Linked DNA regions of Homo sapiens: regions 2, 3, 4, 5, 6 and 7 are each linked to region 1. A link is a contact called in ENCODE Hi-C or POLR2A ChIA-PET data. All regions are on one chromosome and are shown on one strand. The core of a region is the stretch at or near the end of the contact, and the rest is flanking DNA. Distances in the headings are between cores, read along the strand shown. Region 1 holds the start of COQ8A (coenzyme Q8A). Region 2 holds the start of H3-3A-DT (H3-3A divergent transcript). Region 3 overlaps SNAP47 (synaptosome associated protein 47). Region 4 holds the start of SNAP47 (synaptosome associated protein 47). Region 5 holds the start of ACBD3 (acyl-CoA binding domain containing 3). Region 6 holds the start of LIN9 (lin-9 DREAM MuvB core complex component). Region 7 has its middle 21 kb from the start of ZNF678.

Region 1 (2,773 bases), core at 182-2,681:
TGGCTCACTGCAACCTCTGCCTCCCAGGTTCAAGCAATTCTCCCACCTCAGCCTCCTGAGTAGCTGGGATTATAGGCGCCCGCCACCACATCCGGCTAATTTTCGTATTTTTTTTTTTTCGGTAGAGACGGGGTTTCACCATTTTGGCCAGGCTGGTCTCGAACTCCTGACCTACGGTGATCCACCCGCCTCGGACTCCCAAAGTGCTGGGATTACAGGCGTGAGCCACCGCACCCAGCCGCCTGAGTCTTACAGATGCTGCTCCTGTAGCTCCCCTTTTGTCTCTCCTCGGGAGAAAGGCCTTCCTCCAAAAGAAGAGTCTCCCAAGAGCCCTCCTGCCAGGATGACCTACCCATCCACAGCGTGACAACTGGCAGGCTGGCATCAAGGAATGTTCAAATCCTTTGGCAATCAGGTAGGCCTGGCATGACCAGCTACTCAATCCTGTCACGTAGATCCAAGGCCCAAGTGAACGTGCACAAGTTTTTCAACAGGCTGTAGGCCCGACTCAGGCTGGAAGACTGCACACAAGCCTCTCACCCTTCAGGAACCTGACATCTCTCACCCAAATGGGGAGTCCCAACACCCAAACCTGCCCCTGCAGCACTCCCCATCGCCCAAAGAGGGTTTGGCAGAGGGGCTGTTACCTCTGTGCAATGGGTGAGAATGAGCCTCGGAAAGGTTCGAGTTTAGGGGAGTAAGCCCAAACCACTCACAAGACCCCCCAGAGTTTGGAGAAGAGGAAAGGCCAAAGAAAAGCGAAAGGAAGAAAGGATCAAAAAGGATCCCCTGTCCCAAGTTCACACAAAATTCCCACCTGCGAAGCCCAACAGCTGGCTCCAGCCAAGGAAGTCAAAGTTCTCACCCAAACCTGCAGCCAGCGGCAACGAGCCTAGAGCCCCAGACACACAGTGCAAGGGGGTCTGGGAGTGAAGAACAACATTATTAGAAAGCGAAGCATCAAAGCTGTATTGGCGACCAAAGGGCATGGGCAACGGGCATTCGGCAGCGGGAAGGCGGTCGGGCAAGCAGCGGGCGTGTTCCAGGGACCCAAGGCTCTGCACGTGGCCCTCGTCTCCTCCCCGAAGCAGGAACGAGGGGCTGAGGTGGACCCAGGGACGTGAGACGGCTGCAGAGGACCCACCCTGCAACTGAGGCGCCCCCACTGCGTCCGGACCTGAGGCTCGCGGCCAGCGAAACTCGCGGGGAAGCTGCGCTGTCACATGAAGAGAATGCAAGAAGGGCTGAGGTGGGTGTTGACCCCAGCTCTGGCCGCAGCCAGACGGCGCCTGGGCACGCGGCGGGCCGGCGGGTGGCAGCCTTACCTGGCTGCAGGAAGCTGGGATCCGCGGTCACCTTCTAGCCGCCTCCGCGCCCGCCTCTGCGCGCTGGCCACCGCGCTGACGCCCGCCACGCGCTCCGGATCTGTTTACCAACTCGCCCGCTCCGGGGGAGCCCCAGCTCACAAGCCCCGCCCCGCGGGCCGCTCCCATTGGCTGCACCGCCGTCCGCCTGCCGAATGCCGCTCTGCGCGTGGGAGCGTGCTCGGCCCGTGCTCCCGGCCCGTAGCCAATCGCGACCGAGAGCGGAGCAAGAGGAGCCAATGGGAGGCTACCTTAGCGGACAGGGCCCTCCTGTTCTCCTTTTCCCCACCTCCCGGCTACCTTTCTCTCTAGCAAACCGGGGCTGGAGGCCTGGCTTTGGAGTTGCTGGCCTGCGCGCATGCGCCTTGAGAACGGGAGCCTTTTTCACTGCGATGCAGTGTGCGTGGCCGCAAAGGCACCCCTGCGTGCTTGTTGCCTCCAGACTGGTGCTTGCTGGGCCTCTGCGCGGGCCTGGGAGGGGAGGCTGTGGACCAAGCAGACGCGACTGCGGGGCGTGGAGGGTGCCGCCGCTTTAAGGACCGGGCGATGCCTGTTCTTTGCTCCTCTCTATGTAGCAAGAGCCCCTTGCCCAGGGTCCACAAAAAGCACTCCGAGGAGGGGAAACGCGGCGGGCAAGGCCGCGCACTTCCACTTCCGGCCCTTCGGCCGGGGCCCTTCAGGCTAAGGATGCTTGTTTTGTGTGGCGCCATCCTCAAAACAGGAAGCCTCTGCCACCCGCGCCCCGAGGGTAGAGAGATAGTACCCTCACCGGAGTCGCTGTCCGCCCGCCGGTCTCGTCGGCGTGCAGGTGCCCGCAGTCGCTGACAGCCGGGGTTTTGGAGGGCGCGCAGCCAACACGGGATGGAGCTCGGGTGCAGCCCTCGGCGTCCCCGCCGAGCAGCCCTGGGAGGCACCGCCACCAGCAGCACGCAGATTTGCCCCGTCACTCCCTCCTTAACGAGAAAAGGAACGTATGAGCCAAAGTCGGCTCGACAATTTCCACTCAGATGACCCCAAACACTGGTCTGCAGCTCTGTTAATCGTTCTTGTGGAAAAAAGAAATAACAATTTAGTTTTTCATGAAATGAAATACTCAAGCCAAAGGATTGTTCCTTATTCTGAGCCTCCCCCCGCTTTTTTTTTTTTTTTTTTTTTGGTATTGTGAAACGAAAATTCACTCTGCCAAAAGGAAAAAAAATTAAACTGAAAGCTGAGTCATGCAACTGCCTTTCCTTTTGTTCCTAAGCAGATAGCTACAGATTAAAGGTGAAGTATCTCCACTCTATGTTCACCTTATCTTGTGTAAAGTGCCGATTTACTGAGCGCCAAATACATAACTGTTGCCCTACCTGCTCCCTTTATCGCAACATGTGGCTTCAATAATGTGAACATACCTTCCATCTTCCCCC
Region 2 (2,773 bases), core at 87-2,586, 880 kb after region 1:
ATGTTGACAAAAAGGCGTCTCGAAAAAACAAGAGAGGAACAACAGCTACCACCAGCGAGCATTCTACAAAGCCCCGTCCTCGCGTCCAGTCCTCACAGGCTTCGCAGTGAAATAAAAAGTGCCCCGCACCCAGGCTTTAATTAACGCACGACATCCGCCGACCGGTCCACCCCAAGCACCACATAAACTTTTGGTTTTGCCTCCTTCGGGTCCCTCGGCACAGGGTCCCCCAACCTGCCCGCCTCGCTCCCAGCGCCTCGAGCAGGAACCAACTCGGCTCCCCGACCAGAACAAAATGGAAACAATCGCAAAACGTATCCGATTCCGTTCCAAAGAGACAAAACACCAAATCGCTCGAAAATACCCCTATCCCCTGCCACGTGCCGCCCTCCAAAATGCAAAAGTTTTTTTTGCATTTCAAATGCATCAAGTTTCCGCCTCTCCAAAAAAGGGAAAAAAACGTCCCTCTTTTAAAAATTCTTGCTTTTTTGAAATGGGGAAGAGAGAAACGGGGGAAAAAATATGGTCGGTGACCAGAGAAGAGAGACAAGATGGTGAAGCTTAGCAACAACTGTGGGGAGGCAGCAAAAAGCGAGTTACCCCAGGGTGCGAAGCGGCGGCGATTTCCACCCCTTTCCCGCTCGAAAACTGGGGGCTGGGGCCCGGGGGCGGTAGTTAAGAGGCCCGCGCGGGTCATGGTGAAGGTTTGGGGTCCGGGGAAGGGGCGGCGGGCGGGATTTCACCGAAGAAAGAGGAGCCAGGGGCGCGGGGAGGAGGAGGGAGAGCAGGCTCGGCGCCGCGGCGGTTGCTGCTGTTGGGCTGAGGCGGCGAGAGACGGGGGAGCCGCCGCCGCCAGAGGGAACAGGGAAACTCGCTCCTCACCTCCATTTCTGGGCCAAAAAGTTTGTGGGCTAAGCCGGAGGGGCTATGGGTCCCCTCCCGGCACCGCCAGGGCCCGGCTCGGGGCTGACGGCAAGCGGGGCTCGGTTCCGGGGAAGCGGGCAGACGGGGAAACTTACCCCCCTTCTCCTTCGGCTGGAGCTCGGCGAGCGAGAGGCGGCGCTGGCGTTGGAGAGCGACGGCGGCGCGGCGGCGGCTGCGAACACAATTGAAAGATGGCTGACACCGAGGCTATCCCCCAACACACGCCGCCCCGCCCCCGCGCCGCGCGCCAGCCAATCACACACAATGGAGGGAAGGCTCGGCCCCGCCCCCATAGCTCCTCTCGCGCCCCGCCCCCGCCCTTCCCCCCGCGCGCCCGTTCGCTGGCGCGCGCTCGCCCCTCCCCCGCGCGCCGCCCGCTCCCTCCTCCAGGCCGCCTCGCGCCGTGTGTGTACAAACACAAAAGACACGCTGAGGGGCCGCCGGCTCCCGCCGAGACTGCCGCCCGCACCCGGCCAGCCCCCGCCCCCGGCCCTGCACTCCCATCCCGCTCCGTGTGCGCACGGCGTCGAACCCCCGAAGCCCGGGTTTGGGGCGCCCGGAGGGAAGTGGGGGGAGGGGAAGGCGGGCGGAGGCGCGGCGGGTGAACGCCCGGCCTGCGGGCGTCTCGGGCCGCGGCGGGGAGGGGAGGGAGGGGCTGCCCCCGCGCGGGCCCCGGCGCGCGCCCCCGAGGAGACCCGGGCGGCAGTGGGGGAGGAGGACGCGGTCGGCCGGGTCGCCGCGCCCCATTGGAAAACGCTCCCCAGCAGGAAGCTGGCAAATAGGAATCCAGCGTCCCGCGCCCGCTGTCGGACCTGGCCGCTGCGGCAGCGGGAGGGGCGGACCGACGGCCTCCTTCCCGCCTGCGCGCTCGGCCAAGTGCGGCCGGGTCCTGCGGGACCGGCCCGAGTCCGCCGTAGACAACTTGATCCGCTAAGACTCCTGGGCCGGCCGCCTGCGTGCAGGGCAGCCCCTCGCCGGTGTTGGCCTCCGGGATCAGGGGACGGGGCTCGCTCTCCTCCCGGGCCCGGGCCCCCGACGCAAGATGGCTGTGTCGCGTCGGCCTCTAAACAATGTGTGGAGCGCGCAGCTCCTGCACCAGGGCCTGGTGGCTTGTCCTGCCCGCCCGTGGGGGCCGTGTGATCTGTTTTCGGTAGGATTGCTTTGGAAAGGAATTGCCGAATATAGATAGTCAAATGTCCGCAGCTTCTGCATAGTTTAGAAGAGGCTGAAAACGGCAGAAAGAAGGCAAACGTGGTTTGGGAATTAGTACATATACCTGTTTTCCAATTCTCAGTAGCATAGGAAACGGACTTTTCATGGCCCAAGTTATCCTCACGACTTGTCAGTTGATTGGCTTTGGAACCTCTGAACCGTCCCTAGATGGTATTGACGCTTCACAACTGTGTGTAAAGGTTTTCAATGGAAGGGTCATGCAAATATCCCGTAGGGTAGTGAAGGAGGAAAATTTCATAAATGAAGGGCAGTAATTATTTGTAATCTGAAGATCTCACAAAGCGGCTTAGTGATAAACATTATCCCGAAACAGATACATGGAAATCAGATACGAGGGAAGAAATGGATTTGTCCAAGGTCACTTAAGTGAGGAAGAGACCTAGGAGAAACAAACAGACAAAAATCCAGGCCTCCCGTTTCATTATTATTTCATGAATGTTAAGTGTCCATGGTTGCTGTGCAGAACACATGCAATCTCTAATCCTATCCTAAAAGCACATATGCAATCAGCTTGGACCGAGCTGCCAGCAAAGAATTTCCTATAATTCAAGCCAAGATGAGTTATTTTGCTTGTTTTTTGTTTTGTTTTCAGGAAACCGAAATATTTATTGTTGGA
Region 3 (2,773 bases), core at 150-2,649, 820 kb before region 1:
GGCTGCAGAATGTCTTGGTCATCTGGAAAGAGAGTGCCCTGAGGCCACAGGCCCCTGTGCAAGACACAGCTCTGTCTTCACTGCCAGTGCTGAGGAGGGGCTGCCTGCACCTGCCTGGGAGCGGGGACCTGGGCCACCAGCCTGTCTGTCTCCAGCAAGCCCCTTCCCTCAGCCCTGGCCTCCAACACTCACCTGTCACCCAGGAAAGGCCTCTGCTGGGCCTAGTGGGCCTGTGAAGCTAGCGCACAGGTAAGGACAGCGTAGGGAGCTGAATGGAGGAGACAGCAGCTTGTGTGCTCCATCTCCCACTCAACCAATACGCACGCGCAGGTGGGGGCTGAGCGGCATCCTCTGATAGGCTCCAGGCCAGCTGATGCAGTACCCCCAGGCTCCCCAGTCAGCCCAACCCGAGCCCGCGGTGCCACAGCAGGCTCCTGGGTGCTTCAGCTCCAGTGGGAACTTCCCTGCCTCAAAAGACGCCTGGCACTAACGAACTGCAGAGACAACCTCAGCCACCCCAATGCTCTGGTCCTTTACTAACTGCCCACTGCATCCGCCTGCCTCCTGCCCTGTCCTGCTGCTGGTGCTGCTGTGCAGACAGACACACGGCCCGGGGAAGCAGAGGTACAGGCAAGGCTGTCATCAGGGAGCTGGAAGCCCAGGCAGGCCTTACCCCCAAGACAGGCAGTGAGTGACAAAGAAAAATCTCAGTGATCAAACAGCCTTCAAATACGCTGTGCACAGCAGGGTAGAGGCTCACGCCTGAAATCCCAGCACTCTGGGAGGCTGAGGTGAGAGGATCACTTGAGCCCAGGAGTTCAAGACCAGCCTAGGCAACACGGCAAGACCCCATAATTAAAAAAAAAAAAAATTAGCTGGGCATGGTGATATGTGCCTATAGTCCCAGCTACTTGAGAGGCCAAGGCAGGAGGATGTCTTGGGCCCAGGAGATTGAAGTTACAGTGAGCTATGATTGCACCTCTGCACTCCAGCCTGGATGACAGGGCAAGGCCCTGTCTCTAAAAGAAAAAAATAAATAAAAAGAAAAAGAAAATACTGTGCATGTCCCTTGGTAGGATGTGTGGGAAGGAAACCTCACCCTGTGGCCTTCCTCCCAAACCACAGCCCAGGCCGACTGCAAGAAAATCTGAGACAGAGGCTGCTGTGCAAGCCCTGGCCCAGCCTCCAGAAGGCTGTCAGAAGCCACAGGGCCCAGAGACATGTGAGGAGGGTGATTGTGCGGTCCTGGGTGCTCCTCAACGCAAGGACGAGTGTCTAGAATAAAATAAAACGTGCACTTGGCACGCAGCCCTGCAGAGGTCTCTGGAAAGGCTCCCCGCCCCGGGTGTCCCTCCCTGACAAGCGCCCATCCGGTGTCGCGAGGCTGCCACCCTGTGGCCACACGTGCACCAGCGCTCGTCCCAGAGGCAGGGATTTCTGAGACATCCGTCATGGTTTCCACCTCCAGGGAGCCCACAGTTTCCAGCTGAGAGCAGTAAACACAGGGAAGCTGGCACAGAGTCCCTGTGCCTACGCATGGACAACAGCAGCAGGCGGCAGGCAGAGGCAAGGCCTCAGAGCCACAAGTGCCCCACAGACTACTGAGCTCCCATCAAACGGGGCGCCGCCTTCTTGCTAACATAGCACCAGGCAGGGCACCACACGCTCCAACCCCTGCATGGAGCCTCTTCAAGAACACCCTCTGGAGGCACAGCTGCCCCCATGAGACCAGCACTTACCTGGACAGGCCAGGTTGCCCATGGGGGTGAAAGTGAGCACGGAAAGGTGGCACAACAGTCCCCCACAGGAGCAACAGTCCATCTCACACATGCAGCAGGTCCCTGTGGGACTGTGTGCTGTGTGTGCCACATGGCAAGATGGCTGCCCCAGGTACTCAAAACACCACGGGCCGGGTGCAGCTGTGCAAGTGAAAAGACGGTGCTCGCTGTGGCTACAACCCACACTCAGGTGACCTGAACTAAGGGGGCCCTCCTAGCCGAGCAGGGAGGGTGACGCCATCAGTCCTGAATCCTGAATGCACGTTGAGGCCCCCAGAAAAGGTGATAGCCCTCTGACCTCAAACGGCACAGATTGCAGGAACCCACTTACAAACACCAGCCTGCGGAACACAGGAGTGCTCGCCACCACGGTGCAGCCAGGTCGGCAACATGGCAGGGCCACTAAACACACTGAGTGCTTCTCTACTGGGACCCTGGAGAGCAGTCCTGAACTCCACAGAATGTCACAAACTTCCTGCCTGACGCCACACATACCCAGGGACCCCTCTTCAGTCCCCACACCACCAGTCCACAGCACGTCACATACCTCCTCCCTGAAGCCACGTGCAGGAGTACGCCTGTACCATTTACCTTGAATGTGGGTGAAGACCTCTGCTTCCTATGCTTCTGTAGCCTGTCTCCCACTAGGACACTCGGGTTCAGGCCTGCACTTTAGTGACAGCAGCTCATGGTGACCTTTGATCTCATCTTGATCAATGGATTTCATTACATTTCACACCACATGCTCCATTCCATAGGGGTCAATGCCTCTCTTTGCAACCCCTGACTTTAAGACATATACAGAAAGGTGGTAGGTTTTCTGTGATTCAACTACGTGCTGCATATCTAAGGTGTGCACCTTTCATTTTTAGGGTGTGTATTCAGCCCTGGGGCTCATGGGACTCAATCTATTATTATGTGTATTTCTTTCCGAAACTTGAAGCCATCTGGAATAGCAAGCAAAACATTTTCATGTTAGAGAAACAGGTTATAGG
Region 4 (2,773 bases), core at 227-2,726, 800 kb before region 1:
GGAGGACATCCCTTTTCCCTTACTGCCCGTCTCGAGGACTACCGCAGCCCACTCTATATGAAAGTTCCCCTAACAAAACCTCTAGGCAGGGCCTGGCGCAGTGGCTCACACCTGTAATCCCAGCACTTAGGGAGGCCAAGGCAGAAGGATTGCTTGAGCCCAAACGTTCAACACCGGCTTGGGCAACACAGAGACCCTGTCTCTACAAAAAAAAAAAAAAAAAACAAAAACAAAAAAACAAAACTAAGCTGGGCATAGTGGCTCATGCCTGTAGTCCCAGCTACTTGGGAGGCTGAAGCAGAATTAAAGAATTCATCAAGCCCAGGAGGTGGAAGCTGCAGTAAGCTGTGATGGTGCCACTGCATACTGTCTCAAAAAAAAAAAAAAAAAAAAAAAAAAAAAAAAAAACTGCTCTGGGCTTACCATGCATTTAGCACTTCTTTCTTTGGTATCCCAACTGGTCCCACCTGAGGATAGTGTGGGGAACTCCCTTGCCGCCACTTTTGGGGTAACTCCAGTTGCAAGTTTGGCAAAACACTCCTCATGTCACTACTCCGATGTCCTCCCACTTCAGCCCTGCTCATGTGTACACAGCCCCAAATCCCTACCCACACTCCCACCACACCTTCATTTCACACCCTCCCTCATTCCCCACCATCTTCTCCAGACACCCGTCATCCCCTGGGGCCCCTTGCCATGCCCTCCAGGTCCCCTGTGGGCCCCATTCGCCCATCTAGGTTACCCTGCCCCCTCCAGCCCTCCCACCATTTTCCTCCAGGTCCCCACCATCCTCTCTAGATCCCATGTCCCCTCCAGGTGCCACTGATCCCTCCAGGAACCCACTGTCCCCATCCCTTCCAAGTGCTACCGTCCCCTCCAAATCCCCACTGTCCCCTCCAGGTCCTCAATGTCCCCATCTCCTCCAAGTGCCACCGTCCTCTCCAGGTCCCCACCGTCCTCTCCAGGTCCCCACTGTACCCATCCCCTCCAGATCCCACCGTCCTCTCCAGGTCCCCACTGTCCCCATCCCCTCCAGGTCCCACCGTCCCCTCCAGATCCCGTCTCCATCCCCTCCAAGTGCCACCGTCCTCTCCAGGTCCCCACCATCTCCTCCAGGACCCTACCATCTCCGCTAGATCCCACCATCCCAGGGCCCCCCAGCTCTCCCTCTGGGTCCCACCGTTCTCTCCGGGTCCCATCATCCCTGGGCGCCCCCGCACCGCCGCACTCCCGCCCCCAGAACCGCCTCTGTCCCCGCCCCTCTCCCAGCGCAGCCCGCATACCCCCCACCCCCCGGGGATGCGGGAAGGAGGGCTCGGGCTGTGTCAGCCACAGCGCGCGGACTGAGCCGAGGGCGGACGCTACGGCTTGGCTTGGGCCGGGCGCCCAACAGACCAACACCGTCGCTCACCTGAGGGACGCCAGACGAGTCCCAGAGCCGACCGCGGCGCCTCGGCCGCTCGGCGCCTGCGCAGTGAAGACCGCGGCGAGCCGCGCGCATGCGTGCAGGCCCGGAGCCCCAGGCGCTGGCGGGGCAGAAACGCGGCGCCCTGCGTCTTCTGGTTCCGAGGCTGGTCCTCACCGTTTCCGCTCCGGCGGAAGTGAGGAGGAGGGTCCTTCGACCCGTGCTGAGCTGGATGGACCGCGAGACGCGCGCCCTCGCCGACAGCCACTTCCGAGGCCTGGGGGTCGATGTCCCCGGCGTCGGCCAGGCTCCGGGCCGGGTAGCCTTCGTCTCGGAGCCGGGCGCCTTCTCCTACGCCGACTTTGTGCGGGGCTTCTTGCTGCCCAACCTGCCCTGCGTGTTTTCCAGCGCCTTCACGCAGGGCTGGGGCAGCCGGCGGCGCTGGGTGACGCCCGCGGGGAGGCCCGACTTCGACCACCTGCTACGGACCTACGGTGGGGCGGCGGCCGCAGACCCCGGGCGGGGAGGAAAGGCCGGCGGGACCCAGGCCCGGGAGGCCCCCGCCTAGAGAGGGGCACCAGGGAGGGTGAGGGAGGCCAGGCGCGTGGCCCCTGGAGAGTTCCTCTGCAGACGGTTTGGAGTGAGGACGGGGCCCAGGGAGATGGCATGGACCGTGCCTTTCATTTCAGGAGACGTGGTTGTACCAGTTGCAAACTGTGGGGTCCAGGAATACAACTCGAACCCCAAAGAGCACATGACTCTCAGAGACTACATCACCTACTGGAAAGAGTACATACAGGCGGGCTACTCCTCTCCCAGGGGCTGTCTCTACCTCAAAGACTGGCACTTGTGCAGGTAATGGGGCTTGGGACGCACCGAGGCGCTGCCTTCCCTAGCGCTGCGTGAACCCAGAGGCCTTTCTGATGAAGGTGGCCCCTGGGTGCACAACGGAGCTATTTTTCCCCGTGAGGCACTTTAATCAGTTTAAAAGAAACTGGATTGTCTTCCGCATGGCTGCAAGTGTTGTTCTTTGGGAGGTCAATATGGTTTTTTTTCCTTTTTTTTTGAGAGAGATCTCCTCAGCCTCCCTAGTACCTGGGATTACAGGAAGGCGTCTCCACTCCCGGCTTTTTTTTTTTTTTTTTTTTTTTTTAAAGAGACTAGGTTTCACCATGTTGCCCAGGCTGGTCTTGAACTCCTGAGCTCAGGTGATGCATCCACCTCAGCATCTCAAAGCACTGGGATTATAGGCATGATCAGTACTTTCTAATAAGCAGAACCATTGTAGTCAGACTGCCCCGCCCCCTCCCCCGCCAGCAGCGTCTGGCTCAGAGGAGGGTCTGGGGCTCTTTGGGGGCTGCAGCCATC
Region 5 (2,773 bases), core at 198-2,697, 750 kb after region 1:
CAAAATTGTCACTGAAGCAGCCAAACGGCCATAAAAATCTCATAGCACATCCATGAAACTTGAGAGAGGTTTCCCAAACTGAACAATAACCCTAAAAAAGTACGTTAACAATATCAGTAATGAGTTGTGATGCTGAAATAAATTTATAAACAATTATTAAGAAACAAATTTAATCAGCCATGCTGGAGAAAAGACTGATCTTTCTCTTTTCTTTATAGAGAATTACAAAATACGCCGGGCGCGGTGGCTCTCACCTGTAATCCCAGCACTTTGGGGAGGCTGAGGCGGGCAGATCACATGAGGTCAGGAGTTTGAGACCAGCCTGGCCAACATGGGGAAACTCTGACTCTACTAAGTTTACAAAAATTAGCCGGGCGTGGTGGTGAGCACCTGTAATCCCAACTACTTGGGAGGCTGAGGCAGGAGAGTTGCTTGAACCCGGGAGGCAGAGGTTGCAGTGAACCGAATTGCACCACTACACTCCAGCCTGGGTGGCACAGCAGGACTGTCTGCAAAAAACAAAAAAAAAAAAAAAAAAAAAAAGTTACAAAATAATTGTTATAGGAAAAGGCAATCAGAAGTACGCAGCCAAAACAAAGGTGGGAAAAATGATCATAAATGGTGCTCCCAAAGTCTGGAAACACAGGTGAATATACATAATGTCGGGGGCGACTTCAATCTTTTAGAAAAAAATAGGTTTCTGGGCTCTCAGACGCCCTGTAGAAGAATATCAGGCAGTCAATGAAAATATTACGGTTATGTGTGTGATGTTTGTGGGTTTTATTAACTTTTAAAATATCATTTGTTTTTTCTTTCTCTTTCTAAATATACATTCACTTTCCTACCCTTCTGCGCGTAACTTTTTGTACTCTTTCCTAATGAGGGTCCCCACAAATTGTATGAGCTGCGCTTCCTGCAAAACCAGGATCAGCCCCGTCTGCAACCTCAAAGTCACTGAATTTCTCTGCAGTCTCAGTTTCCCCTTTTAAAAAAATTGGGAATTTGCCCTGCATTTCCTTAGAGTTGCTGTGAAGGCCAAACGAGATGGTGGTGGGCAAAAGAGCTCTGCCAACCACGCAGGCCCCTGCAAATGTGAAGGGCCTCTGACCTGGAGGGTTGGGTGCTGGCCGACCTCGTCAATCCTCCCTACTCCGACCCCCGCGCGGGGCTCCACTGACCCCGCCCCTGCTGGGCACTGACAGCCGCAGCACCGAACCGAGCGGTGGGGGTGGTAGCACCCGCCCACCTGGAGCAACTGGGATCCGAAAGGATGGGGTGCGGGGGAGGGGAGTTCGGGACCAACGGGAGTTGGGGAGCCTGAAGGGTGGTCGCTGAGCCAGGGCAACTGACGATTCCGGAGGGGGTGGGGCGCCAGGCCTCAGCCCCTCTCCCGGAGCCCTCCAGCCTCCTCAGCAGCGGAAGTTCCGGTGTCGGTAAGCGGAGGTCAGAGGTCAGCAGGAAGTCGATACGTGGCTGCCGTCTGTCCCCGCTGAGGAGGTGCAGCAGCCGGAGATGGCGGCGGTGCTGAACGCAGAGCGACTCGAGGTGTCCGTCGACGGCCTCACGCTCAGCCCGGACCCGGAGGAGCGGCCTGGGGCGGAGGGCGCCCCGCTGCTGCCGCCACCGCTGCCACCGCCCTCGCCACCTGGATCCGGTCGCGGCCCGGGCGCCTCAGGGGAGCAGCCCGAGCCCGGGGAGGCGGCGGCTGGGGGCGCGGCGGAGGAGGCGCGGCGGCTGGAGCAGCGCTGGGGTTTCGGCCTGGAGGAGTTGTACGGCCTGGCACTGCGCTTCTTCAAAGGTGAGCCGGGCCAGCCCCACCCCCGCCGCTTCTGCCCGGCCCCGGGAGCCCGGCGTGGGCTGTGGTCCCCAGGGTGACTGGACCAGACTTGCCCTCACCCACTCATACTGGGCTGTGGTGACTCAAGCGGGGTTCCCTCCTTGGGGGTACCCGAAGTTTGTCACTACCCGCTTGGCCACTAGGTCACACCCCTGACGGGCCTGCAACCTTGGTTTAGCAGTCATGTCCCGCCTCCCAGAGGTTACCGGGACATTTTACCTGATTTAGCTTCTGGGATTTCCAGGAGCCCTGGTGGAAGAATGAGCCCACTTTCTTCCAAAGGATCCCATTCTGGGATTGCCTTTTATTATTATTATTTTTTTAACTGACGCTTTTCTTTTCCTATTTCCCATGGCTTGTCACATCAGAACCCGCCGATTTTTACCCTTAGTGGAAGAAATCTGTCAAGAGGTTCCATACATAGCTTTTCCAGCCATTCTTGGGAACCATAAACTGGAACAGGACTTGATCCCCCGGCAGATTGATGTGGCAGAGAGGAGGAAGTAAAGTGTTAAGCTCATCATCCTCTCCGGCTTGTCAAACTCTTGAGGAGAGATGTCCACTATGTTCTAGTAACTTCTAGGTGGTTAAAATTTTACATTGTAAGCAATGTGCAAGAGTGAATTCTCAGAGTAAGGCCTAACAGTACCTTCTGTGCTTTTCGCATAATTAATTGTTAAATGTCTCTTGTCTTAGAGCAAGATTGTAGTGTGCGGTTTTTTTTTTTTTTAATTGGGTGATTCACTTAGTCGAATGGTGGAGAGACCAATCACATGATTTTTGTCAGTGGGAAAAACTGATGAAAGCCCGTTAGTTTGATTCTTAAAGATACTTAGTCTTGTAGGGCGAATGGACAGGGAGGGACATCAGCAAATGCAACTTTAAAAGTGGTTGCTAGGTTCCACGTACATTCCAGAGCAGCATATTTATGACACT
Region 6 (2,773 bases), core at 111-2,610, 630 kb after region 1:
TTCTTCCCATCGAGGCCCTGGGGCTCCAGAGCCCACCCGCTGCACCTCTCTAGCTACCAGTGCAGGCATCTCTCTTCTGTCCTTTGCATGCCCCAAATAAGCTTCTTCCTGACTGGTTTCTAGGCTCTCATCTTGTCCCCCACCAATCCATTTCCCATATTTTTGTTCTAAAACACAAATAGAAACGTGCCCCTCTTACACCCGACTTTTCCACTGCTCCAGTGGACTAAGCAAGTTCAACTCCTTAGCCTGGGCGGGCCTCTGTGTACCACTCTGTCACCTTAGTCTACCGCCTTTTAACTTTGTAGTTCCTGGAATTCACCCACGTTGTCTTTTGACTGCTTAACGGTCTCATTCCTCCAACCCCCATAAATTCCTGGAGAAAAGGATTGGAGCTCAATGACATTCGTTAAATGAATTTTTGAAAAGCAACAGTGTTTTATTACTGGAAAGTGTTACAGACAGATATTGTGAAATTTTTCCTTGGGCTTCTTTCAATTTCGTTCAATTCTCGTCCAGTATTCTCATAACATTTGGATCAGGTACTTTATCACCTTGTAGTGTCACTGTTCCTTTCTGTATCCTCTCGAAGCCTCCTGTTACTCGTTTTCTAATTCTCTTCCAGCCCACTGCACGATCTAGTGTCGAATGGATGAAACAGCTGAGCAGAACAGTTCTTTAGCTGTCGGCCTAAATGACCAACTTCATGACCTCTCAAGGTCTCGCTCCCCGGCTGCACGCAGCTCAGCTTCCAACATTCGGGAAAGGCGTGCCCGGATCGCGAGGGGCCGCTGGGACCGAGTCCCGGACGTCGCGACGCGCAGGGGGCTGCTGCGGCCGGCGGTCTCGGGAAAAGTGAGGGGACGGAGGCGCCCAAGCAACGTGGGTTTCGGGAACTGTGAGTATTTCACTTTGCGTAGAGCCCCCTCGGGCAATGCGACCCAGAACCGAGGGCTTCTTTCCCCCCGCCGGGGCCTCCCTCCCGTTCTCCACTCGGAACAAACAGCCTGCAGTTCCCGCAGCTGCAGCGCGGGCCGCGGAACATGCGCCGGGAGCGGGGCCCGGGCGGGACTCCGGAGCTGGTACTGCTCCCCCCGCGCTCCGGCGCCGGGCCTCGCCGTGCGGCCTCCTTCCTCCCTTCCTCCCGCCCGGCTCGGCCGGAGGCGGCGGCGGAGGGGCGAGGCGCGGCCCCCCTTCGGCGGCACCTCCTCCCCGGGCAGGCGCGGGCGGAGCCGGGCCCGCCTCAGCCAGCCGCGGCGGGAGCAGCGCAGCGCGGCGCCGCGGGCAGCGAGCTCCGCATTCGAACCTCCCTCGCAAAGACAGTCTCCGCCCCACAATGCACCGCGGCGGGCAGCCTTTGAAAAAGCGGCGCGGCTCGTTCAAGATGGCGGAGCTCGACCAGTTGCCTGACGAGAGTGAGTAGCACCTCAAAGCACCCCCCCCTTTTCCCGCCTGCTGCTTGCCCAGCGGTTGCACCGGCCGGGACGGACGGCCGTGCCCTCCGCTGGGCAGGTGGGCTGACTGCCAGCCCCACTGTGGTCCCCTAGTCCTCCCACTCCGGTGTTGCCGCCGCGTCGCCGCCTTTGTTATGGTGTCTGTGTGTTGGTTTCTGGGGTTGTGTGAGCGCCAGGGCCGGAAACCGAGAGCCCGGGAGTCCAGCCTGTGCCAGGCGGAGGCGGTGGCTGCTCCCCTGGCGCCACTCCGGCCCCCAGCCGAGGTGGAGGGAAGAGCGGCCCCTGGGCGCGGGGGCTGTCCTCGCCGCCTGCACCACTCGCCCGGCGCCGAGAGACGCCCGCCGGGGTTATGTAACTCGCCTGTCCCGGGGCCGGGGGAGGGCTCGGGCTGGGCACGGGGTGGTCCACGGCCCCTTCTTCTTGCCCCAGCCTCTGATCTTGTCCTGTCACAGCTCCTGCCTCTACGGGCACTTGTGATCTTCACTGTCCTCCCCACCCCCCCACCGGTGTGTCCACCCCTGGAAGTGTTTCCGTGTCAGAGGGTTGGCCCCTTCCCCTGGGACCACAGGTGGCTGTGGACCTTTCCTGAGATCATCCAGCCCGGATACTCAGTGTTCAGGTAGACCCCGTCCCGCAGACTTTATTCTATATGTGTCTTAAGAGCCATAAAGGTACCTTTATGCATGGATGTGACCAACACAGCGTACGTGTACCCTGCCTGACACCCACCCTAGGGCATTGCCTCCCCTAACCATGTTTACTCACCCTGACATCTAAGACATGTATGCTCACTTGTGTTGAGTAAGTAAAAGCACCAATTCCATAGTTTAAGGGCAATGGAACTTAATTTTGTAATTTACAATATTGCATAAATTATATGAAAAGACAAATATGTTATTTAATTACAAAAAAAAGTCCTGAATCCACTTTCACTATTCAGTTTATACATATTTGTGAAAGGCTCAATTACTATTGAATCTTATCTATGCACAAGGCAAATGGACTTAAAAATGAGGACTCAACATACTACCGATTCCATTTTCTTTGTGAGGTCATGTGTTCTTAGTAAGTTATAAAGTTAAAAATTCAAGTTGCCAAGCTGGTGAAAAGTCGTATTAAAAGTGTTTGTGTTTTAAATTTGATAGAGAGCAGCACTAAGTCCCCAAGGAACTTTGTCCATGATAGAACTGTTCTCTTTTGTGATGTCCAGTAGGGCAGCCAAGCTACTAGCCATATGTAGCCATGGAACATTTCAAATGTGGCTAGAGTGATGGAGGAACTGAATTTTGAATTTTATTTAATTTTAACTTGCATAGTCA
Region 7 (2,773 bases), core at 105-2,604, 600 kb before region 1:
GGGGAGTCAGGCAGGGGCGGGGGGGGGGAAGGCAAGTAAAGGGCAGCATGCAACTGGGCATGACTGGCACTAAGACTTCAGGGTCTAGCTGGCCCTGAAAAGGTGACAACAGGACAGAGTCCAGACGAGCCCCTCCACACCCCAACCAGCTGCCAGGCACACATGGTGCCCCTCACTTCCCCAGAGGCCCCAGGAAGGGCTCTTTCTTAATCAACACAATGGGGGCCCCACCCACACCCACACATGCAGTGGTGTCCACACATATCAGAGAATGAAATTCCTGCTGTGCCGATATGGGGGACGAATTTCCCTGCCCCCACATTCCCCAGCTTCATCCCCACATGGCGCTGAGCTTGGGGTGCCCAAGCCAACAGCCCATTGATGCAGCAACCCGAGGGATGCTGTGTCTTGAAGGGACCTGTGAGGCCTAGGGGGCATTTCACAATCAGAGCATTTCCCTGACTTTGTCATTCACCGGCCCTCTGCCTCAGTTTCCTCCACTATGACACAAGGAAGAAATCCTGCCCCACAGACCTGGGGTCTCAGCGAGGCCACCACACCAGGTTAAATGGCTGGAGTGTACAAAAGCCGGGATGAGAGTCCCTGCCCGGGGTATCTCGCCCTGGGACTGAGATCCACCAGTCCATGGCCAGGCCAGCCTGTCAGGGAGGGCTCCCAGTTCCAAGTCCCTGCAGTTGAGGCCCCCAGCGCATTGGGAGGCACAGGGTCGGGTGGAGTGGAACAACGCCCCATCATAAGAGCCCTGGGCAGACCTTAGAGAACAAGCATTAAACTGAGACTCGAATCTGAAGCCAGCTCCGCCAAAAGACTTGGCTTTGGGGTGATATGAGAGCCGGGGTCAGGGAACAAAGCGTTCTGGTTTTAGGCCCACAGGAAGATCTGTGAAGCGCTCTTGGGTAGAGCACACGTTGCCGGGTATGTGCTTGAAAAGAGCCTAAGAAGAGGGGGCGCCAGGAAGGAACCCCGACGCCTAGGGAGAGTCCAGCCTTCCCGCTTCAGCACCTGGCCACATTCCGCAGTTACCCAAGCCAGAAAAAAAAAAAAAAATCCAGAGGCCAGGGAGGCTAATGGGGCTTTACTGGGACTATTTGGCCTAATCCTCCAAACAACCCTGCCATAGCAGCCCATCAGTCCTCTGCGACAGGTGAGGAACCTGAGGTCCCAGGAGGACACCCAGAAAGTCTAGGCGGAGCCCCGCAGGCCTCCACACTTCCCCGCGTGGCAGCTCCAACCCCAGCTTTTTAACTAGTAAGTCACTCGAGCAGCTGGGCCACTTCCGCTCCCCCCGCGGGGAGGCAGCTTCGCGCTGCCGCCTGGCTGGGGACAGGGACGCCACCTCCCGCTGGCTGCCACCAGGGGGCGCGCCCGCAGGGTCCCGGTGCCGGGCGGCGCATGTGCAGCGGCCAGCGCACCGGCTCCTGCCCTCGCCGCGGCCTCTGCCAGGACCCCGACACCCCGCCCGACCCTACCCTCAAGCGGGGCTGCGGCCTCACCGTCTGCAACAGCCGCTCCGTCCGGCATTTGGCGTGCTCCCCGGGGCAGAGGCCGCGGTGTCCTCAGGCTGTGGCACCAGCCTGCGACCCCCACGCCCGGCTCCGGCCCAGGAGGAGGAGGGCGCTGCTCCCCGGGTAGGGCGACCGGTCACCTGGGCCGGGAGGGCGGCGCAGGGGCGGAAGCGGCTGTCCGGGCTGCTGCTTTGGACTTCTCCGCCCTCTGGCCGGCCCGGCCGCGTCGCCCAGGGCTCCAGGGCCGCCTGGCGCCACCCTCTCCCAGCGCCGCGGTCCCTCCGGTACCTCCCTGGCGGCTGCGGAGCCCTCCTGGGACAGGGTCCATAAACTCTCTAGAGCGGGAAGTCGCGCAGTCGCGGGGCCGTCACGGGGACCGCTCGAGATCCGAGCCCACTGGGTGCCCCGGACCCTTCTCTCGCCGGCCCGGCCCCGCGCCCAGACCTAGCGGCCGCTGGCGCCTGGCCCGCTGCGTGGGTCTTCGGTGAGCTAGCTGCCCACCCAGTGCTGCGGCCTCGGCTCCCGCATGCGCGCTCTGGTGGTTCCTTGCTAGGGGCGACCCTGTGGGCCAGCTTCCCACGCCCGGTCCCCAGGCCGCGCCCAACCCGGCTCCCTGGGCTAGGGTACTGGCTCCTCCTGGGGGCCGTGGGACTGGGAGGCAGGGGCGTTAAGGGAGACGGTGGGACCGAGGGCAGCCCCTGCTGAGTGCACCGCGAGGTCGAGCGCAGGCCTCTGTTGCACAGTGCGCGGCTTTTGCTGGGACTGTGCTGGGGCTCAGAGGGTGGTATCAGTGCCAGAGGCGATGTCAGGGAGGCTTCACCAAGAAGAAGCCGCGGAGCTGACCCCTGGGGTGTGAGCAGGTCTTCTTCAGGTGGAAGAGGGCAGGACCGAATTGCAGGTGGAGTCAACTGTGTTTTCGCACACCTGGGGGGTGAAGGGGACGCAGTCTGTCTACCTGACCCGTGAAATGTAGGAGACTGTACCCCAGAAGCAGCGGGTTTACTGCTGCATTGATTAACCAAGTCTGGAACAAACATGTAGCTAAGCTGCGAGTTCTGTGCCAGTGGTCCCAACACCCACTCCCCCAGGAAAACACAGCTTTGGAGGTTGGGTGCTTGTCAGGCCTCAGAATGGAGAGCAGGGGCCAGAGACACCAAGCAGGGGGAACCCACCCTAGGCCTCTTGAGGGACGACGATGTGGGGAGCTGGTGGCAGAGCCTGAGCTGGCCCGAGGTTGCATGGTGGGG

What was found. Hi-C counts contacts between places; a loop is a spot of excess contacts on that map. ChIA-PET counts read pairs that join two places held with the same protein, here RNA polymerase II (POLR2A). Pooled maps may share reads with other maps.
Region 2: a map of CD4-positive, alpha-beta T cell shows a loop between it and region 1 (5-fold over the local background). The contact joins the promoter of H3-3A-DT here to the promoter of COQ8A in region 1. A Hi-C loop is called at or near these places in 1 of 168 maps with a recorded cell type or tissue (CD4-positive, alpha-beta T cell) and 9 of 50 pooled maps. POLR2A ChIA-PET finds 5 or more read pairs at or near these places in 3 of 52 experiments (CD4-positive, alpha-beta T cell, CD4-positive, alpha-beta memory T cell and activated B cell).
Region 3: a pooled map shows a loop between it and region 1 (6-fold over the local background). The contact joins the enhancer-like site here to the promoter of COQ8A in region 1. A Hi-C loop is called at or near these places in 6 of 50 pooled maps. POLR2A ChIA-PET finds 5 or more read pairs at or near these places in 2 of 52 experiments (CD4-positive, alpha-beta memory T cell and activated naive CD8-positive, alpha-beta T cell).
Region 4: a map of naive thymus-derived CD4-positive, alpha-beta T cell shows a loop between it and region 1 (4-fold over the local background). The contact joins the promoter of SNAP47 here to the promoter of COQ8A in region 1. A Hi-C loop is called at or near these places in 1 of 168 maps with a recorded cell type or tissue (naive thymus-derived CD4-positive, alpha-beta T cell), 2 of 37 single-sample maps with no recorded cell type and 15 of 50 pooled maps. POLR2A ChIA-PET finds 5 or more read pairs at or near these places in 1 of 52 experiments (activated CD4-positive, alpha-beta T cell).
Region 5: a loop to region 1 is called in a pooled map, with 18 times the contacts of the local background. The contact joins the promoter of ACBD3 here to the promoter of COQ8A in region 1. A Hi-C loop is called at or near these places in 8 of 50 pooled maps. POLR2A ChIA-PET finds 5 or more read pairs at or near these places in 3 of 52 experiments (PC-9, WTC11 and naive thymus-derived CD8-positive, alpha-beta T cell).
Region 6: a map of naive thymus-derived CD4-positive, alpha-beta T cell shows a loop between it and region 1 (19-fold over the local background). The contact joins the promoter of LIN9 here to the promoter of COQ8A in region 1. A Hi-C loop is called at or near these places in 1 of 168 maps with a recorded cell type or tissue (naive thymus-derived CD4-positive, alpha-beta T cell) and 8 of 50 pooled maps. POLR2A ChIA-PET finds 5 or more read pairs at or near these places in 2 of 52 experiments (CD4-positive, alpha-beta memory T cell and PC-3).
Region 7: a map of ascending aorta shows a loop between it and region 1 (5-fold over the local background). The contact joins the enhancer-like site here to the promoter of COQ8A in region 1. A Hi-C loop is called at or near these places in 1 of 168 maps with a recorded cell type or tissue (ascending aorta), 3 of 37 single-sample maps with no recorded cell type and 13 of 50 pooled maps.

What each region holds. Positions count from the first base shown.
Region 1 is chr1:226,938,952-226,941,724 of GRCh38, reverse strand. It overlaps COQ8A (coenzyme Q8A), which reads right to left and starts at 1,431. Exons shown (of 15, transcript NM_020247.5): 1 at 1,326-1,431. RefSeq lists silencers at 1,206-1,365, 1,416-1,725 and enhancers at 1,996-2,095, 2,286-2,335, 2,070-2,761.
Region 2 is chr1:226,061,058-226,063,830 of GRCh38, reverse strand. It overlaps H3-3A-DT (H3-3A divergent transcript), which reads left to right and starts at 1,336. Exons shown (of 2, transcript NR_185887.1): 1 at 1,336-2,773. It overlaps H3-3A (H3.3 histone A), which reads right to left and starts at 1,115. Exons shown (of 4, transcript NM_002107.7): 1 at 1,020-1,115. RefSeq lists silencers at 707-776, 1,395-1,560, 1,147-1,996.
Region 3 is chr1:227,761,222-227,763,994 of GRCh38, reverse strand. All of the region lies in intron 3 of SNAP47 (synaptosome associated protein 47), which reads right to left. Among named protein-coding and RNA genes, the nearest start is that of SNAP47, 27 kb to the right of the region's middle. RefSeq lists enhancers at 1,034-1,123, 1,444-1,593, 1,777-2,527. Within about 2 kb of position 1,399, at least 14 of the 41 ENCODE cell types and tissues checked have a DNase peak (open chromatin) inside an H3K27ac peak, as active enhancers do.
Region 4 is chr1:227,734,138-227,736,910 of GRCh38, reverse strand. SNAP47 (synaptosome associated protein 47) reads right to left here and starts at 1,476. Exons shown (of 5, transcript NM_053052.4): 1 at 1,412-1,476. JMJD4 (jumonji domain containing 4) reads left to right here and starts at 1,609. Exons shown (of 6, transcript NM_023007.3): 1 at 1,609-1,899; 2 at 2,095-2,260. The coding sequence starts at 1,638. RefSeq lists silencers at 1,138-1,427, 1,888-2,087.
Region 5 is chr1:226,185,415-226,188,187 of GRCh38, reverse strand. ACBD3 (acyl-CoA binding domain containing 3) reads left to right here and starts at 1,447. Exons shown (of 8, transcript NM_022735.4): 1 at 1,447-1,798. The coding sequence starts at 1,513. LOC101927247 (a long non-coding RNA gene) reads right to left here and starts at 292. Exons shown (of 2, transcript XR_001738504.2): 1 at 255-292. RefSeq lists silencers at 1,546-1,840, 1,477-1,956.
Region 6 is chr1:226,307,751-226,310,523 of GRCh38, reverse strand. It overlaps LIN9 (lin-9 DREAM MuvB core complex component), which reads left to right and starts at 1,360. Exons shown (of 15, transcript NM_001366245.2): 1 at 1,360-1,415. The coding sequence starts at 1,385. RefSeq lists silencers at 1,008-1,257, 1,678-1,907 and an enhancer at 1,461-2,227.
Region 7 is chr1:227,541,317-227,544,089 of GRCh38, reverse strand. No RefSeq gene overlaps it. Among named protein-coding and RNA genes, the nearest start is that of ZNF678, 21 kb to the left of the region's middle. RefSeq lists a silencer at 1,230-1,829. Within about 2 kb of position 1,354, at least 24 of the 41 ENCODE cell types and tissues checked have a DNase peak (open chromatin) inside an H3K27ac peak, as active enhancers do; they include ascending aorta, where a contact is called at or near this core.